3 separate regions of the Homo sapiens genome follow, and all the other regions are linked to region 3. The links are chromatin contacts, found by Hi-C or POLR2A ChIA-PET in ENCODE. All regions are on one chromosome and are shown on one strand. Each heading gives the region's core, a stretch centred on a gene start or an enhancer-like site at or near the end of the contact. The rest is flanking DNA. Distances are from core to core; before and after follow the strand shown. Region 1 holds the start of LMBR1L (limb development membrane protein 1 like). Region 2 holds the start of TUBA1A (tubulin alpha 1a). Region 3 holds the start of BCDIN3D-AS1 (BCDIN3D antisense RNA 1).

Evidence for each region. Hi-C counts contacts between places; a loop is a spot of excess contacts on that map. ChIA-PET counts read pairs that join two places held with the same protein, here RNA polymerase II (POLR2A). Pooled maps may share reads with other maps.
Region 1: a loop to region 3 is called in a pooled map, with 8 times the contacts of the local background. The contact joins the promoter of LMBR1L here to the promoter of BCDIN3D-AS1 in region 3. A Hi-C loop is called at or near these places in 6 of 50 pooled maps. POLR2A ChIA-PET finds 5 or more read pairs at or near these places in 3 of 52 experiments (HEK293T, activated B cell and activated naive CD8-positive, alpha-beta T cell).
Region 2: a loop to region 3 is called in a pooled map, with 18 times the contacts of the local background. The contact joins the promoter of TUBA1A here to the promoter of BCDIN3D-AS1 in region 3. A Hi-C loop is called at or near these places in 1 of 37 single-sample maps with no recorded cell type and 8 of 50 pooled maps. POLR2A ChIA-PET finds 5 or more read pairs at or near these places in 2 of 52 experiments (A673 and naive thymus-derived CD4-positive, alpha-beta T cell).

What each region holds. Positions count from the first base shown.
Region 1 is chr12:49,108,152-49,112,536 of GRCh38, forward strand. LMBR1L (limb development membrane protein 1 like) reads right to left here and starts at 2,696. Exons shown (of 17, transcript NM_018113.4): 1 at 2,333-2,696. The coding sequence starts at 2,404. RefSeq lists an enhancer at 1,865-2,404 and a silencer at 3,262-3,442.
Region 2 is chr12:49,187,816-49,191,992 of GRCh38, forward strand. It overlaps TUBA1A (tubulin alpha 1a), which reads right to left and starts at 1,265. Exons shown (of 4, transcript NM_006009.4): 1 at 1,162-1,265. The coding sequence starts at 1,164. RefSeq lists enhancers at 944-1,535, 1,034-1,153.
Region 3 is chr12:49,825,653-49,830,132 of GRCh38, forward strand. BCDIN3D-AS1 (BCDIN3D antisense RNA 1) reads left to right here and starts at 2,891. Exons shown (of 3, transcript NR_027501.1): 1 at 2,891-3,092; 2 at 3,283-3,431. NCKAP5L (NCK associated protein 5 like) reads right to left here and starts at 2,761. Exons shown (of 13, transcript NM_001037806.4): 1 at 2,670-2,761. RefSeq lists enhancers at 1-159, 160-1,026, 2,170-2,219, 2,635-3,213, 3,214-3,792 and a silencer at 2,480-2,889.

The DNA.
Region 1 (4,385 bases), core at 1,446-3,945, 720 kb before region 3:
ACTCAAGAGGCTGAGGCAGGAGAATCACTTGAATTCAGGAGGTGGAGGTTGCAGTGAGCTGTGATGGCGCCACTGCACTCTAGCCTGGGTGACAGAGCAAGACTCCATCTCAAAAAAAATTACAAAAATTGGCTGGGCGCAGTGGCTCACGCCTATAATCCCAGCATTTTGGGAGGCCGAGGCGGGAGGATCACGAGGTCAAGAGATCAAGACCATCCTGGCCAACATGGCGAAACCCTGTCTCTACTAAAAATACAAAAATTAGCCAGGCGTGGTGGCATGCACCTGTAGTCTCAGCTACTTGAGAGGCTGAGGCAGGAGAATTGCTTGAACCCGGGAGGCGGAGGTTGTAGTGAGCCGAGATTGTGCCACTGCACTCCAGCTCTGGCAACAGAGCAAGACTGAGTCTCAAAAAAAAAAAAAAAAAAAAAAAAAGGCCGTGTGTGGTGGCAGGTGCCTGTAATCCCAGCTACTCGGGAGGCTGAGGTACAAGAATCACTAGAACCTGGGAGGCGGAGGTTGCAGTGAGCAGAGATAACGCCACTGCACTCCAGCCTGGGCGACAGAGTGAGACTAGGTCAAAAACAAAACTAAACAAAACAAAAAAAACACCAGAGAGTCTCAAGAAGAGAAGTTATTGTGTTTGAGATAGGCCAAGAATACAAGATCAGTCTCATGGGTCTTCCAGTCTCCAGAAAGGGCTGACCCCACAAGGAAAACACATACAGCTATCTGTACAAGGAGGGAAGAATCCACAGAGACGCAGGAGAGCCATCGATCTAGAACAAAGTCATAGCTTTTGATATTAGGGAAGCAGAACAGAAGGAGCCACTCAGATTGTAGCTGCAAGATTTTTATAGCCTGTGTTCTGCTCTGGGCTTGCGTAATAGCCAGGAAGGTGGGAGGGCTCAAAAGGTCAGGCTGGAGTTCCACGCAGTTCCAAGAAGCTAGGCTGCTCTCTAGCCTCTAGATGAGAGCCAGGTGGGGGAGGCACCATAAGTCTTCAGGCTACCCTTAGCCAGCACTGATGTTCTCAGCTCATGGGACTAAAGGATTAGGGAGACATCCAGGAGGCTGCTTCTGTCCAAGGTCTCATCCCTCCCTGTTCTCTAGGAATTTGAGCCTCCAGCCCGACACTGTCTCAAGGCCTGGGTGTGCCTCTGCAATATGCCCAACCCACCATGTGGACTGTCCACCAAGAAACACACAAGGAAGGCTTGCCGAAAGCACACTTCTACTGGAGTTGCACACACAGACTAATATACTTTCCTGTCCTCACAGATAAGAGCAGACCTAATTATGTCCTGGCTCAATTTACCCCTCCTCCAATCAGGCTGCCCAGGGCTGGCTAGAGCCCAGCCTGAGAAAAATGAAGGGAATGACCCCAACAATGGATTCCCACACTTACTAACATTTCTTTCTGTTTTTCCAAACCATTCCCTTTCCATTTACTATCTGGAGATGAGGGTTGCCCTGGTGAGCTCTGGGGAAGGACACAGGAGAAAGGAGAGAGGTGAAAATTCAAAGCAAGGCTGAGAAAGATATGACACCCTAAGCTCCACTGGGTACCCCTACCCCAGAATTGAGTAGTCCACTTCTGTGCGCAAGGTTCAGTTGTCGCTCTAAGTGGCAGGGAGGGCGTAAGGAACAGCAGCCAGGTACCCTCTGAAGCCCTGGGAGGACCACTCACTGGGGAAACCCCGGAATGGCTGAGAGGCTGGGAACCCAGCCTTGCAGGGTTTCAAACAAACACCAATGAGAAAGAAAAAAGACGGGGGAATACTTGGTTGTTCCTCATCTCTACATATTAGGATCCACCCCAGCAAGACTCCTTTCTTCCAAAGCAGATGACCCACCAAGTCCCCAGGTTCCTCCCGTCTGCCATCCCTACACCTCCCCTCTTTTCTGGAATCAAGCTCAGTGTGACGACGTCTCCCCTTCATCCAACGTCAGCTGAGTTTGCCCTCAACCCAGTTTGAGAAGCAAACCCATCCTTCCCCGATTATCAGACTAAGGCAGACTCCGCAGGCTCTCAGACCCCGGAGACCCCCAACAGGAAGACGCGCTGGGTGAGGGGTGGGAGGGAGGGGCAGGGGAGGGGCGTGTGGGGGAGGAACGGAAACGACGGCCTTTGTTTATCGCTCAGGGACCCAGCTGATCCCATCTAGGGGATCGCTAGCCGGGCACCCGCCCTTCTGCCCGGACGGAGGCCTCCGTCGCCCGCCGCTGGCCCAGGCATGGTTTGACGGCACTCTGAGACCAGGTGGGCTCGGACCCCAACCTCCCCGTCTCCCGCAACCCCCGCTTCTCCTCGCCGGGGCCCCGCACTCACAATACACTCGCGGATCCTCTCGTGGAATAGCTGTTCTCGCACGGATAGCACTTCGTAGTCAGGTGCTTCCATACTCTGCTCAGCATGACTGAAGCCGAGGTGCCTCTGGGCCCGGGGAGGACGAGCGGGGAGGAAGCCGCCGCCGCCAAGCACCCAGACCCAGCCTAGGGGCCTTTCCTCGCAGCCTGCGACAGAAACTCGGGGCAGTCTGGGGCTCAGATACAGTCGTCCGGACGCCCCGCCCTTAAAGGGGCAGGCACCACCCGCCTCGTTTTAAAGGGCTCTGTCCTCCCTTTGCTCCCCACTCTTTAAGGTCGGGTCGCGCTCACGTTTCAATGCAAACACCCGCCACTAGGCTCGCTACGAGGAAGCGCCGCTGAGGGTCCATCTTTTTAAGAGATCTAGTGACGACACAAGGGATGGGCGGGTTCCTTCCAGGGGGAGGAACTCATTGGCTCCTGGAGAGCTGTCGTTCATCGCTGGAGGAGCGCTGATAGGCTCGCCCTGTGGAGGAAGGCGGGATCTTTTGGGCCTACCGCTGCCCATACTAATAGAGCAACTGTCTCTCTTATCTGGGAAAAGTGAAGGTTCCTGGATTTTAGTAGCAGCCAACATTTTAGTATGACCTTGGTTAAATGAACCGTTTGAAGCAGGCCAGCCAGGCAGGATGTGAGGGCACCCTAGGGGTTCTGAAATGTACCGCTGCCCAGTAACCGATGTTCTGTAGTAGCATTTTCTGTGTGTTTGTGTTGGGGTGCCCCTCCCCACATCCCCACCCCGCTTTCCCGCTGCCAGGAGTTTTCATTCAATCATTTTTGTGGAAGACCTAGTGTGTGCTAGAACAAATACTGAAAAATACTGGAGAGAGGACTACAGAAATACCTTGCAACTTTGTGAAGAAATGCCCACAAGGATCACTGAAGAGTGGGGCTGAGTCAAACATTAGCTAACCACTTACTATGTGCCATTCACTTTATAGTCGTTATCTCAGCCATGTTACCCAGGCTGATCTCGGACTCCTAGTCTCAAAGTGATGGGCCTCCCAAAGTACTGGGATTACAAGGCGTGACCCACCCAGCCTATTATCTCATTTTTAACGTCACAACAACACTTCAGAGGAAGATGTTGTGATTCAGCTTTTATTTCTTTATTTATTTTTGAGACGGAGTTTCGCTCTTATTGCCCAGGCTGCAGTGCAATGGTGTGATTTCGGCTCACTGCAACCTCCGCCTCCCGGGTTCAAGCGATTCTCCTTCCTCAGCCTCCCAAGTAACTGGGATTACAGGCATGCGCCACCGCGCCCAGCTAATTTTGTATTTTTAGTAAAGACGTGGTTTCTCCATGTTGGTCAGGCTCATCTTGAACTCCCAACCTTAGTTGATCCGCCCGCCTCGGCTTCCCAAAGTGCTGGGATTACAGGCGTGAGCCACCACGTCCGGCCAAGATTTTGTGTGTGTGTGTGTGTGTGTGTGTGTGTGTGTGTGTGTGTGTGTGTGTGTGTGTGTGTGTCTTGGAAGTAGACAGGATTTAGACGAAGGGAGATTTTCTTTTAAGTTATTTATTTTTGAGACAGTCTCACTCTGTCGCCCAGGCTGGTGTGCAGTGGTGCGATCACGACTCACTGTAGCCTCCAACTCCAAGGCTCAAGTGATCTTCCCATCTCAGTCTCTTGAGCAGCTGGGATCACAGGCAGGCACCAGCACACTTAGCTGATTCTGCCATGTTGCTCAGTCTGGTCTTGAACTCCTGGGCCCAAGCTGTCGGCCTGCCTTGACCTCCCAAAGTGCAGGGATTACAGGCGTGAGCCAACAGACCCGACCTCCTCTAAATTCTTAAAGCAACATCCAGCTGCATAGTTCAGTGAGCAGTTAAAAATTGGCCATTAGCCGCGCGCGGTGGCTCACGCCTGCAATCCCAGTACTTTGGGAGGCTGAAGCGGGCGGATCAAGAGGTCAGGAGATCGAGACCATCCTGCCTAACACGGTGAAACCCCATCTCTACTTAAAACATAAAAAATTAGCCGGGCGTGGTGGCAGGTGCCTGTAGTCCCAGC
Region 2 (4,177 bases), core at 15-2,514, 640 kb before region 3:
ATATTCATATTCTTTGCATCCAATAGAGGTTTTCTTCTCTGTGGTCTTTAGGGCTACCACTTTCATTGTCTATTCGCTGATGTGGTGGGGGCGGGGCGGGGGGGCGGCGGGGAAGGGCGTTTCCCTGGGTCCTGACCATCAGGGTACCCTGGGGCTCACAAAGTGGGCTTTCTCCCTCGCTGAACGTGCAGTCCAGACAGACAGACAGACACACACACACACACACACACACTTCAGTCGGTCAGGGCAGGGCGTCCCACAGACACACACACACACACACACACACACACACACACACTTCAGTCGGTCAGGGCAGGGCGTCCCCAGACCAGACATTAAAGAGCTTGTGAAGTGAATTATGATTTTGCTCAAGAAAAAAAAAAGTCATCTAACTTATAATAGTGAAGAAAACCCTTTTGGAGCCTACAGTTCCGCAATGATGAAAGGTTTTTTTGTTTTTTTTTCAGTCAGCTCCTGACAGAAGAGGTTCAGTGAGGGCGAACCCCGCCCAGTGGCTCCAACGCCATAGAAGCCAGAAACAAACAACCCCGCCCCTGCGCCGCCCTGACACCCGCTGCCGGGGGCTCCGGCAGAAACTCACCATGTTTTCCCGGGAATGTGTGGGTATCTTTCCAAAACGCCAAAGACCGCGGAGGGTCTTCCCACGCTAACCCTAGGCTGCGCTTTGTTCCCGTTCCCCCTCCCACGTCCCCCAGCTCGCCCAACGCCCCCGCTCTTTTTGGGTGCCTCCTCCTCTCCCGGTCCCCAGAGAACAACGCGAGACAGAAAGTGGCCCCTCAGCATCAGCGAAACCGTGCGCACAGACACGGGGCCCAGCCGGGACGCCCCAGACCCCTCGGTCGCGGCAGACGGGCTGCCCGCGGCCCCCGAAAGTCTCTCGGATAACACAGGCGCCTAGGCGCCGCCTTTGTTCCTCCCCAGCGCTCTGCTGCGCCCTGGGCGCAGTACTGGCCCGGTTCCTGCACCCGCACTGCGGCGGCGGCGGGGCTTGAGGATTTGGGGCTAAGCTAAACCTCACAAAACATACCACCACCCTCGCCCAGAGAGCTTACGAAAGAAAAGAGCTTAAAGGTTTTCCAAGTAGAGCCTGGGGGCGCTGACTCCACCCAACGGCCACAAAGAGCCGAAGCCGATTCTCACCATGGTTGCTGCTTCGCGACTGCCGAGCTGATGGCGGAGACGAAGAGGAGAGGTTGTTGCTTCTTACAGCGCGACTCTTAGGCGGTCGATGTAAGAGAACCTGCGGCACATAGGCGGATGCGGCTCCCTATATACAACTCGGTCACCATGGGGATGGGCCGGGGCCTTTTCCTGTTGGTCCAGACCCCCAATCTGCCCAGAGAAGCCATGACAGGAGACTGGTGATTGGTGCAAGCGACGTGGGATGAGGTAATCTCTCCCCCACCCCTTTTTCTCTAGCATCCGTAGACTGTTTGCATCCTTTAGACAAAGAGACCGTGCAGAAGCAGTCGGCCGAGCATCCATTATGGGGCGGGGTTGGGGAGGGGCGGAAGGAGAAGAAAGGGGACTGGGGTTAGAAGACTTTCTGTTGCTTAAACCTCAAACTGCAGTTAAAATTATCTATGTGAGGTTTTTTCCCCCTACCCTTAATAACAATTTATGTTTAGATTAAATATTTAAAGGAAAATGACTGCCAGCCCCTCCCTCGTAGTATATTAAACTCGACTACATTTTGTTAGGGTTCAACATCTCTAATTGCTTTAAACGTAAAGTGGGAGGGAAAATCGGCATGATGCTCGAAATGGCCTGGGTATATGTGATTTTTTTAATTTAAAAAAAGATTTAGCCATACGGTCATTCCAAATGGTTTCTCAGGTTCAACTAACTTATTTTCAGAGCTTCTTCTGCAGGCACACGCACACCCGAATAGCTAAACAAAACTGGAAGATGGAAAGAATAACCATATTAAATAAAGAAGCGAACAAATAGTTCTAACATGGCAATAATCAAGAGCAAGTGAACGTAGAGTAGTTATAATGGTTTACTAGAGGTATTCTTTTATGAGAAGTCTATGTAACACATTTTGTATGGTACATTGTCCTTTGGAATGAATCATCTTTCCTGATAGAAAATTGGGAAAATACAAGGAGAAATAATTGAGCTCAGAAGTTAGTACTACATGTGTGCAGTTACATATCTGAATTGGACTTTTGTCTGGAAAGTAACAAGCAAAATAATAGTAATAACCAATACACCAAATTAAAAAGAAGAAGAGAATAATATAATGTAAAAAGAATTTTGCAATGTCGCCTCCATCCACAGACAACTGTGAAACATCAGCTCAATAAACGCATTTCCTTTTTATGTAGTTCTTATGTCAATTTGGTAAATATCCTCCTGCGAGTGGGCTTCTAACTGTGGGAATTTTAGCCGGCCTCACACCCTTGCTGTTCAGCTAGAGACTCTGGTGGTTGCTCAGTTGTCCCTTGGGACAAAAAGGCTTTGCTTTCACCCCTAGGAAATAAATTGGAGTAAAATTATCTTGATATTTAGGAAGCCTCCATTCTCAGCAACGATCCGGAGTAAGTCACTGGACTTCGTACCACTGGATGTTGGTGATGAAATTTCAGAGGTAAATAAGTTTGGCCACTAAAGTTGAAAATTTATTTTTTACAAATAATTTTTCCTTTTGGTTTTCAGAGACAAATTTTCAGGGTCTGCAGCACTACTCACACAGTGCTCTGCGGAACCCATTCATTCCTGCTAGGCTGGCAGGCTAAGAAGGGCGTGGGAGGGAGGGACTTGAGAATACAGCTGCTGCAGGTTGTGGTGTGACAATGGCGACCACAGATTTTTCTAGCCTGCCATCCACAGTTCTGCTTTACTTGATCAATTTTGCTTCAGTAATATTCTCTGGAAAAAAAATAATATCCAAAATGCAAAAATCATTTTATCTACTTATTGTATATTTCCTAGGAAAAAATAATCCTCAACATCATCTTATCTCCACTTCTTTAGCAAAAAAAAAAAAAAAGTATATTTCAGAAGAGACAGGAGGATTAGGTATTTGAATGCTTCTTTCAGAACCCAGAAATATATTTAACAAAAATAAGAATTAAATGGCATAAGGAAGCATAAGGATTAATAAGTAGCTCATTCAAAATACTTTCACAATTTTAATAATAAAATATATCAGACACTATTGGACTATAGTAACATGTACAAGTCTTTTTGGAATGAGAAGCAGAGTTTGAACATTATTTTCTTTACAATATAAAAAGATTAATTAAGAAATATGTCACTTATCCAATAGTCTCAGTTCTTTATGCAATTTCCAAAGGATTAAATAAAAGAGAGGAGGGTTCACGTGGTTGATTCTTTGAAATTCTATCTCAGAGCCATTCTGTTCCTTATGTAAATGAGGGTTATTCCCTCCGCTTGGGCATATGTAACAAGATCTAGGTCAGAAATAGACTATTTAGGCACTGATAATCTCAAATATATAAACAAGAGATCGGGGAAATAACTAATCTATAATTTTTGTTCTTTATTATCTGATTTAATAGCACTCAAACTGTGGAAAGGAAAACAATACTTTTTTTACTAGTTCATCTCTTATTTTTATTGCCATTTAAAAAAATTTGACATCAATATACATGTACAAGTATTCTGCTAATGGATTCATTCTTGTACACAGTAAGATTAGCATAAAACATTCTTCTTTCATAATATTTGTAGAATTTTAATCATTTATTCACATGTCTACATTTCTCCTCCATTAAAATGTAAGTCCTAATTCCTGTCAAAGTGCCTAACTACAGTAGACGTTATACACTACATGTTTGCTCAATTAAATGAACAGCTCTCTGTGCAGTTTCTTTCTCTTTCTTTCTTTCTTCCTTTCTTTCTTTCTTTCTCTCTCTCTCTCTCTCTCTCTCTCTTTCTTTCTTTCTCTCTTTCTTTCTTTCTTTTTTTTGAGATGGAGTCTCATTCGGTTGCCCAGGCTGGAGTCAGTGACATGATCTCAGCTCACTGCAACCTCCGCTTCCCGAGTTCAAGCGATTCTCCTGCCTCAACCTCCCGAGTAGCTGGGATTACAGGTGCTGGCCACCACACCCAGCTAATTTTTGTGTTTTTAGTAGAGACGGGGTTTCGCCATGTTGGCCAGTCTGGTCTTGAACTCCTGACTTCAGGT
Region 3 (4,480 bases), core at 1,641-4,140:
AACGGCTCACAGCGGTAAGGAAGGCTTCCTTGGGATTTAACCTAAACACCTCCTGCTGCAGCTTCACCTTCATAGGCAGCAGGGCCCAGGGCAGAGGGCTTCCCAGGCCCAGGAGAGCCAGCAGAGGGAAAAGTAACCCAGGGAGAATGTGCCCCTACATGAGCAAACCCAGGGCTTCCTTAACCACCACCTCTCCTTCAACATTCCCCTTCACCTGGGAGACCGAGGATGAAAACAAACAAGAAGAACTTCAAGACCTCTGGCTCTTGGGCTGGAAAGCAAGTCCCAACCTGGAGAGCCCAACTCCTGAGAAGTCCTACCCTGGGGAGGGAAGGGGCTGGGAAAGGTGGGGTGGGGGCAGCTTCTCCTCACTGCTGCCACTGGCTGGTATAGCAGGGCCTGGGAGGCTGGCTGGGCTGGATGAGGGCGGTGGGGAAGAATCCTTAGCCCCTTGCCTGGGACCTGGGGGTGTGAGTACAGCAGTGAGGTGGGCAGGGCTGGGGGTGGGATGGGCAAAAGCAGTGGGGCCCTCCTTGCCCTCCTCCTATAAGAGGGCGGGTGGGTGAGTATGTTGTGCTCCCTGGCCCAGATCCTAAAACAAGTCCCAACAGCTGAGACGTAAACTGTCTCCTGGGAATCTGCTTACCCTGCTGGCCCTTGGCTGCCTCCTCCTCTCTCAGCTCCTCTTCAAAGGGCCAGGATGTCTCACCACAGGCGTGATGGGTGGGCCAAACCCAAGCCAGCAGGAGCAGGAGTTCATATCCCAAGGCACCAGGGGTGTGTGGGACAAGGTCTACTCTCAGGCTTAGAATAAGGGAATCTGTTCTCTCTACCCAGGGTTCTAATCCTAACTAATTGCAATTTAAAGCACACCCAACACTTTAGCTCCCTCTAAATGGAACCATTCTGCCAGAGGACCTTTCTCCCCTATAGATTCACCCATCAGTGGAACCATTCAATGTCAAAAAGTGGAAGGGAATATTAGAGCTATCTAGTCCAACTACTGACATTTAAAGATGGGGAAACTGAGCCCCAGAGAGCAAACTGTCTTGGCCAAGGTCATACAGCAAGCTAGGAAAAGTAGGGACCAGAGCTTCTGACTCTGTCTTTATTGATACCCGCTTGCTCCCCAAACACTTAGGTCTTCACCGGCCTATCATGAAGATCCTTCTTCCCTGCCAACCACAGCACCTGCCCCTCCAGGTCCTCACTCTCTTCGTGAGGGCCAGAGCTGGAGAAAGATGCTGGAGGGACAAAGCCACCTCATGCACAGACCATAGACTTTGAAAACAAGCTTGAACATGGGAATATCTCCCCGGAAAGGAATACACACGGTTTCTTTGGGATAGGAAACCCACTAATCCCAGGTTGTTTTTAGGAAGATGGGGGGACCAATTTGAGAAGTGAATTTTCCTATCACACAAGGAGTCTCAGAGAGCCAGATGGCGTAATGTCTGCAAGGGAGGGTCTGCAACAAGGCAAATGGGCTATGTTCATTTTCCCCGAAAGTACTGACCACAAAACGGTAAGGCATTGACACTCTTTCTACTGCTCCCCAGGCCACCCCTGCCCGGGCCACTTCCTCTGGCTGACCATTGTGCTTAAGAAGGAGGACCCATGACAGACGCGGAGAAGTGGGAGGGAGGGATTGCCTCTACAGCCAGAGAACTCCTTAGCCCAAGACCCCCAGCTCCTCAGCAAGGCAGGCCTTTAAGAAGTAGCAGCTGGACAGACTAAGTGGACTCAGCTGATCCAGCCCTGGGATGCCTGGAAAACCAGGCCTGTGGGAGGTGAGGGCCCTCTGTGCCCTTGGGGCCGTGCCAGGACTGGAGATAACGCGGGACCTTGGGCCCAGGACAGGGAGAGGGGAGCTAGGATCCGGGCAGCCGCTTTCTTAGTTGGGCTAAGCCAGGGAAGCGTCGGGCACAGATGAATTCTCTGCATTCTTCTGGCACCGCAGCCAGCACCCAGAGGGCCTTTTCTGCAGACGCTGCCCTGTCCCTGCTCCCTGCCCAACCAACCCTTCTCCCTCCCTTAGCTTCTCTTCAGCGTGCAGCCCACCAGGTCCTTCCTCCTTCCCGCAGCCCCTCAAAGCCTTTGAAGGGGCTGTTCTCTAGGAGACCCGGTCTTTCCGCCTCTCCCCGCCTTCCCCAGGCCCTACCGCCCCAGGCCACGGGGAATGGGAAGGAGTGCGAAAGGGAGCCCCAGGCTCGTCTCCGCGCCTGCGCTTTGGGGAGAGAGCCCCTCCCCCCGCAATAACCCGGCACCGCTAAGCGGCACCCGGACGGTGGGATGCGGGTTGGGTGGGGTGAGCAGCTGGGGCAAGGTCAGTGCTTTCAAAGAGGGAGGGGAGCCCGGCCCCCGGAACATCCCCCACTCCCGAAAGTTTCCCTTCCGGGGCCACGGAGTGTGCGCGAGGATGGCGCGGGGGGCGGGAGGGGGTGGGGTGGGGGTGCACAGAGTCGCAGCCGGACCCCCGAGGAGGGTGCGGCTGGAGGGAGGGACGGAGGGGCGGGCAGCAGGGTTTGGGCAGGAAGCCGCGACGCCCTCTCCGACTCTGTACTGCCACGAGAGCCTTACCCTCCACACCCCACTCCCCCCGGCCCGGAGCTACAGATCGCCCCCCCGCACTCGCCGCCCTTTCAATCCCAAGTAGACCCAGAACTCACCGAAATCAGGTGTTGAGCTGGGCCAGGGCAGGCCGGATCCGCCAGGTCCATGGCCGCGGCTTGGGGGCGGGGGGCAGAGAAAGGGGGGTGCCGGAGCCGCCTCCTGATGTCAAGGCTTTAAAGGGGCCGGGGAGCCCCGCCCCTGGCCCTGACCCCGCCTCCCTCCTCCCTAGCAGCCAATCCACGTTCAGCCTGGATGCGCGCCCCTCCCAGCCCCCTCCAGATGTTCCCAGGACGCGAGCTAAGTCTGCCCGGCCGGCGCGCGCCGCTTCCGCTTTGGTGGGAAGGACCTCCCTTCCCCCTTATAGAAACACTTTCTCCAGGCCGGGCCGGGCTTGGTAAACCTCAGCCGTGCCTGGGTAGAGGACGCCGGGCTGGGCCGAGCGGGGGTGGAATGAGGGCGTCTAGAACAGAGAAAACTAAGTAGGTGCGCGCGGGCCCACAGGCATGCGCGTTTGCTTCTGTGGGGCTGGGCGTGCACGTGTATGTGTGGTTGTGAGCGTCGGTGTTTGTAATTTGCTTTTCTGCATACGTGTTGGGTGTAAATCCATGGGGGAAAGGCTTGAGTGCCTCTTTGGCCTTAAATGCTCCCGCCTCTCTCTTCCTTCTCCAGGATGGGGTCGTCCCCCCAGTAATCTGGAAAACAGTTACAGCAACAGGCTCCTCTCATCAGACGGCAGTGCTGGTCGTTTCCTCACTGGTTTGCGGGGAAGGCTGGGCAGAAAAAGGATGCAACCTTGTTCTCAACCACTTGCTATCTCGGTGAGGATGAGGAAAAGCAAACAGCCCATCCAGGCCCCTGCAGAGCCTCAGAGCTTCAATATCATTCCCATTAGTCCTTAATTAAACACCTATTTGCCCTTGCCTAAATACCGTATAACCCTCACAGCCTGCATTGTAGTGACTGCCCCAGAAATGTAGGTTCTCACCTGGGTTCTGCAGGGAAATACGAAGGAATCCCTAGGTACAGTCTCCGCCTACTTCATTAAAATTTCTTTTGTTGCGAGTATACAAAGGATGCAGCTTAGAGTATCATATTAGTCCAATAAAGGAACATAAAAAGTAAGGCAAGTTAGGGTGCTCAGATTGGCTAGGATTAAGAGTTCTTTTCTGAAGGAGGTTTATTTAAATACGGAATTTGAAGGGCAGAGAGAGCTTGAGTAGGGTCCAGGCAGGGTAAAGGCCACAAGGAGATTCAGATAGGAAAGAGCAAATTATCTGCGTGGGACCGTGAGCAGATCACCGTGGTACGTTGGGAAGTGGGAGAAATTAATGGAGGAGGTTTCTTATGGAGGAGAGCAGAATAAGGATATGGATGTGACAAGACATAAGATAAAGAAGTCATTTTGGGTTCTTGAGCATAGAGGTAGTTTGATGAAAAGAGTGCCCAAGGACAGCTATTACTGGAACCTAAAAGATGTCTTGATGGGTACCCCCACCAGCTTTCTCATTTTTTTGCTTAAAAAATATTTTATTCTTTTCTTTTCTCTGAGATGGAGTCTCACTCTGTCCCAGGTTGGACGGAGTGCAGTGGCACAATCTCTGCTCACTGCAACCTCCACCTCCTGATTTCAGGTGATTCTCCTGCCTCAGCCTCCCAAGTAGCTGGTATTATAAGAGTGCACCACCACACCTGGCTAATTTTTGTATTTTTAGTAGAGACGGAGGCTTCACCATGTTGGCCAGGCTGGTCTCGAACTCCTGACCTCAGGTGATTTGCCCACCTCGGCCTCCCAAAGTGCTAGGATTATAGATGTGAGCCACCATGCCCGGCCCTTAAATTATTCTTAACGTGCAATAAAATGCACACA